Linked DNA regions of Homo sapiens: region 2 is linked to region 1. The links are chromatin contacts, found by Hi-C or POLR2A ChIA-PET in ENCODE. All regions are on one chromosome and are shown on one strand. The core of a region is the stretch at or near the end of the contact, and the rest is flanking DNA. Distances in the headings are between cores, read along the strand shown. Region 1 holds the start of TRARG1 (trafficking regulator of GLUT4 (SLC2A4) 1 (gene/pseudogene)). Region 2 overlaps ABR (ABR activator of RhoGEF and GTPase).

Region 1 (2,700 bases), core at 54-2,553:
TCCCAAAGTGCTGGGATTACAGGCATGAGTCACCGTGCCCGGCTGAGTTTTCAAATCTTATTCATTTCCAGGTGTCCTTTCAGCCCCATATCTCCCACTGAGCTGTGCGGCAGGATCTCGGCTCACTGCAGCCTGGACCTCCCAGGCTCAAGCGATTCTCCTCCCTCAGCCTCCCAAGTAGCTGGGATTACAGGCATGTACCACCACGCCCATATATTTTTTGTATTTTTTGTAGAGATGGGATTTTGCCATGTTGCCCAGGCTGGTGTCAAACTCCTGGGCTAAAGCAGTCCTTCTGCCTCGGCCTCCCGAAGTGCTGGGTTTATGGGCATGAGCCATGGCATCCCGCCTGATCGTAGGATTTTAAACTATTTCATACAACCACTTTCAAACCACACACACACATCCGTGGCGGCTCCAGATCACACTTGTAAAACAATGTAAGGAGGGGCGTCAGGAATATAGAAAGAGATGCCGAGGATAGAGAAGAAGGCAGAGACAGAGGGAGAAAACCTAAGAGAGAACAAAGGAGGAGAATCCGATAGGACAAACAGCCTGAGGCCCTTCCGAGCTGGCATCTGCCCGGAGCAGCTGACCTAGGGGCTCTCTGCCACCGGCTCTTTAGCACCCCAGAATCGTTCTGATGGGCATGAGGTGGACCCAACACTCCCCCTTATCCTCTTCCCCACCTGGTGGTGAGCTACGTAGAAACCTACTCATGGGGCCCTGCTGGTCCATGCAGGGTCCAGGCAGGATCCAGGGGCTACCCTGGTGCTCACATCTCCCCTTCCCTTCTGGAGTCGGGAGCCAGGCTTTGGCCTGGATGCTCCCAGCGGTTGGGGGTCAGGGTCTGGGTGGGATGTAATAGGGGGCCCTAAGGTCCAGCATTTCCCAACAGAAAGAAAGAAGTACACGCTTGCTTTGGAAGAAGCAGCGGAGGGCTCAGTTCCCAGGACAGCTGAAGACACATCCCTGTGGGGCCCAAAGTGTCTTTCTCCCCATCCAGAGACCCTGCCCAGAGGAGCAGGCCCTGGAGCTGCAACAGAAACCGGAGGCTGGCCCAAGTCCCTCTGGGCTGGGCTGGGCTGGGCTGGGCAGAGCTGGGCTGGGCTGGGCTGGGCTGGGGCAGAGGCAAAATCCTGCCAGGGTGGTTCTCTGGGGAGAGGGGAATTGAAAAGGAAAAGCATCACCAAGGAGGGGGAGAGGGAGGGAGGCCGTGTGCGCACACGCACACACACACACACACACACACACACACACACACAGCCTCCCTGACTGAGCCTGAGCCTCCCTGGGAAGAGGCGCATTCTTCTCTCTGCTCTCTGAGCTTTCCGTTGCTTCCCTGCCCATCTGTGCTCTCAGCAGCACCAGCAAAGTTGGCCTCAAACTTGAACAAAGCTGCAGGCTCCAGCGTCTTTCTGGGAGCTCCGCGGGGGCAGCAGGCAGGCCCCAGCCTCTGAACTCAGCTGGCTTGAGAAGCTCAGCCCAACCCTTCCAGCACCCAGCCGGCCCTCCGTCTCCTGAGGGACGCCCCTGCCCCCGACCTGGAGGCCCTCAGTCTGGGCTGGGGAATGGCGCGCTGAGGTCCCTCCAGAGCCCCTTGTCCCAGCCTGGAGCTGCAGCCGCGCAAGGCCCAGGCCCCCATGGCCCACCCGGTGCAGTCCGAGTTTCCTTCAGCACAGGAGCCAGGCTCCGCCGCATTCCTGGACCTGCCGGAGATGGAGATACTCCTCACCAAGGCAGAGAACAAGGATGACAAGACCCTGAATCTGTCCAAGACCCTCTCGGGGCCTCTGGATCTGGAGCAGAACAGCCAGGGCCTACCCTTCAAGGCCATCTCCGAGGGGCACCTGGAGGCCCCACTGCCTCGGTCCCCCTCCCGGGCCAGCTCAAGGAGGGCGTCCTCCATCGCCACCACCTCCTATGCCCAAGACCAAGAAGCCCCCAGAGATTACCTCATCCTGGCCGTCGTCGCCTGCTTCTGCCCCGTCTGGCCCCTCAACCTCATCCCCCTCATCATTTCCATCATGGTAAGTGCTGGTCTTTGTTCCAGGGGCAGGGGCTGGGCCCAGGGGTCGGCAGGTGTTTCCCCCAGGCAGGCACCAAACACTGCCCAGGGTGTGGAGAAGAGAGAGCTGGGAGTGGGGGGCTTGGGGAAGACTCCTTTCCTCACTGGCCTCCTCCTTCCTCTTAGAGAGGGGCCCCGGGGCTGGAAGAGCTCCTGCTCTGTTCTCTCATCTCTGCTTCTGGGCATCAGAGCTCGACTTTGCACCTGTGTCTGCTGGGGAGGGGCCCTCAGGGAGCTGCCTGGCGATACATCCCGCGGGGCAGAAAGATAGCCAGGCTGGGGGTCTTGCTGTTTTAGGAGGGACGGGCGGTCCCAAAGGGTCATCGCCAAGTGGGGCTGTCTCAGCAGAGGTTGCACCGGACGGGGGTCCCAGCGCCCATGTGTCCTCCCAGGCCACCTGGACATGCTCCCAGCCTCTGCCGGCTCCGGTTTCCAAGAGTCGCAGCGGCTTCCCTGCCGTACCCTGAGGGCTCCGGGGCCAGGCTCCCCCGAGGGGCGCACAAAGCGGGGAGAGCTGGCAGACTGCTCCTCCCGAGGCGTGGAGTTCCCTCCGGAGCCCTCTGCAGCTCCACAGCTACGCTGACTTCAGCCTCGTCTTCAGGGCAGGGGAGGTCTGGGTCACAAGTGAAAAA
Region 2 (2,754 bases), core at 39-2,538, 170 kb before region 1:
GAACGACCAGGCCTGGCATTCCCCAGGGCACAAGTATGCCAGCTCAGGGCCTGGTACCACGGGTTCTTCTGTCTCCCGCCCGGCGGGCTCCAAGTGCATGGCATGGGCTGCCCACATGAGTCAGACCTGCAGGTGACACGAAGAAGGGCCTAAAACCCCACAGGCCCCTGCTGTGTTCCTTCCTCCACTCAAGAGGACATGAGGTGCCCTTGGAAGTCTGCCAGGATATCCTCGTCCCCGTTCCCCACACCTCTACACGGCATGGTGAGACTGACGCCCACTTCTTCCCAAAATCCCTGAACCCCACACAAGTGACTCCCTGAGTATCCAGGGCCTCTCTACTCCACCCTGTCCCCGGTGGCTGGAAATTCCAGTGAGTAATGAGAGTGCCCCTCCATCAGACACAGACTCCACTCACAGGCCCTCGGTGCCCCCCTGGAGGGGAAGTGACTCACCAGTCCCCACAGCTTCCCTCCCCTTCCCTGACAAATGCCCTGAGCCAGCCCTGGACCTGAGCTCCACACTCCATCTGCCTCGGCCTGGCTCCTAATGTTCTCCATAGAAGCAGCCTGCTTCAAAGGCCCCCCCAAACGGTTTATTCCAAAGCCAGAGGCCTCCCTCTCCGACTCTTTGGCCTCTGCAGTCTAGAGTTTCTCCAAGCCCTCAGCTGCCCTGTTGATGCAGGCACTGCCCCGACCACTCTCTGGTGTAGGCTGGCCCTTCATTCTCCCGCCTCCTGTAAATGTGGAGTCACTTGCTTGGGCCCAGCCTCAGCCCTCTGCTCCCTTCCCCCAGAGAAGCAGCCCTTCTCCCTTCCAGGCCAGTGGTGGCCCGCTGCCAGCTGCAGCCCTGGTGTCTTGCTGGGCTCTAGGTCTAGCACCTGCCCCGGCCACTGGGTCTCCTCACTTGGAAGCCCAGCCACGGCCCTTCCACTCCACACATCTGGACCAAAGGACCCTTCCTCCTTCTGAAACAGCTTCCCCTTCCGGGTTTCCACTTCTGTTAGTGCGGCCGCCATCTTACGAGTCTTCCTTCCCTCAACCCCCACATCCCTTTTACCAAGTCCTTCGGTTCTTCTTTTCCTTTGCCAAAGCCACCACCCCACCAAGCTTTAGAGCCTCTTACACCCACACGACCACACGTACTTCCCCACTTTGGCTCCTGATCTTGTCTGTCCATCTGTCTGTTCATTCATTCATTCATACCCAGAAAAGGCCTGGCATGGCACACATACGAGGCTGGGAGACGGGGCCCTTGCCGTTCTCAGGCTCTCGATCCGTCTGGGGTGAGGACGTGTGAACACACGAGGCAGTGTTCTCGTTTACCAGCCACCCTGGGGATGGAGGACAGTGGCACTAACGCTGCCTGAGAGTGAAAGCTTCACAGGACAGTGGCTTCTGAGTAGCATCTGGAAATAGGGAAGGGTTTCCAGGCAAAGAAGAGAAGGCCCGAAAGGAAAGGGTTAAGCAGCTTCAGCAACCCGGTTGCAGTGGCGCACCTGAAATCTCAGGTACTCAGGAGGCTGAGGTGGGAGGATCGTTTGAGCTCAAGAGTTGGAGGCTGCAATGAGCTATGATCGCACCACTGCACTCCAGCCTGGGCAACAGAGCCAGACTCTGTCTTGAGGGAGGGAGGGAGGGAGGAAGGAAGGAAGGAAGAGAGGAAGGAAGGCAGGTTAAGAAGCGCTGCTTGCTAGAGGACAGAAGATGAACTTGGAGAAGTGGGCTGAACAGCATCATGGAGGGTGAGGGGCATAAGCACACACCACACCTAGCTACTGTTTGAAATCTTTCGCAGCCACTGAGATTTCTGACACCATCAAGTCTAAATCTCAGTCTCCAATGGTTGACTCCCCACAGTCTTCCCCCACACCCACCCTCCATTCCCTCCTTCCCTGACCCAATCAGCAAGCATTTGTTAACGCCTGACCCAATCAGCAAGCATTTGTTAACGCCTGACCCAATCAGCAAGCATTTGTTAACCACCTGACCCAATCAGCAAGCATTTGTTAACGCCTGACCCAATCAGCAAGCAGTTGTTAACCGCCTGACCCAATCAGCAAGCATTTGTTAGCCGCCTGCTGTGCACCAGGCAGTGTGCTAGCATCGGAATGCAGCCATGGACAGGGAACCCCGTGCCTACCCTCGCGGAGCTGACAGTCTCAGGGACAGATTGACCTGGTGACTGACTCCCAAGGCAGTGTCAAGGGAGGGGCAAGGCCGTACTGGGGAGGGGAGCAGTGTCAGAACTCTGCAGCTGAGGTGCCACTTTTCTGGAAGGGATAACATGGAAACACCTATTGCGATTTTTTTTTTTTTTTTTTTTTTTTTTGAGACGGAGTCTCGCTCTGTCACCCAGGCTGGAGTGCAGTGGCATGATCTCAGCTCACTGCAACCTCCGCCTCCTCGGTTCAACCCATTCTTTCGCCTCAGCCTCCCAAGTAGCTGGGATTACAGGAACCCGCCACCAGGCCCGGCTAATTTTTGTATTTTTAGTAGAGATGGGGTTTCATCATGTTGGCCAGGCTGGTCTCGAACCCCTGACCTCAGGTGATCCACCCGCCTCGGCCTCCCAAAGGGCTGGGATTACAGGTGTGAGACACGGCACCTGGCCCACTGCTTATTTTTAGATTCGACTTTAAACGTCACCTCCTCCAGGGAGCCTCCCGTGACTCCCCGTTGGCTGCGTCAGATGTGCCCGCTGGTGCCCTCAGAGCCCACTCTACGTTCCCAATCGTGGCACTTCTATTTTAAC

What was found. Hi-C counts contacts between places; a loop is a spot of excess contacts on that map. ChIA-PET counts read pairs that join two places held with the same protein, here RNA polymerase II (POLR2A). Pooled maps may share reads with other maps.
Region 2: POLR2A ChIA-PET joins it to region 1 with 11 read pairs in MCF 10A. The contact joins the enhancer-like site here to the promoter of TRARG1 in region 1. A Hi-C loop is called at or near these places in 1 of 168 maps with a recorded cell type or tissue (CD8-positive, alpha-beta T cell), 3 of 37 single-sample maps with no recorded cell type and 5 of 50 pooled maps. POLR2A ChIA-PET finds 5 or more read pairs at or near these places in 3 of 52 experiments (H1, MCF 10A and activated CD4-positive, alpha-beta T cell).

What each region holds. Positions count from the first base shown.
Region 1 is chr17:1,278,359-1,281,058 of GRCh38, forward strand. TRARG1 (trafficking regulator of GLUT4 (SLC2A4) 1 (gene/pseudogene)) reads left to right here and starts at 1,304. Exons shown (of 3, transcript NM_172367.3): 1 at 1,304-2,030. The coding sequence starts at 1,644.
Region 2 is chr17:1,110,974-1,113,727 of GRCh38, forward strand. All of the region lies in intron 2 of ABR (ABR activator of RhoGEF and GTPase), which reads right to left. Among named protein-coding and RNA genes, the nearest start is that of ABR, 68 kb to the right of the region's middle. Within about 2 kb of position 1,289, at least 2 of the 41 ENCODE cell types and tissues checked have a DNase peak (open chromatin) inside an H3K27ac peak, as active enhancers do.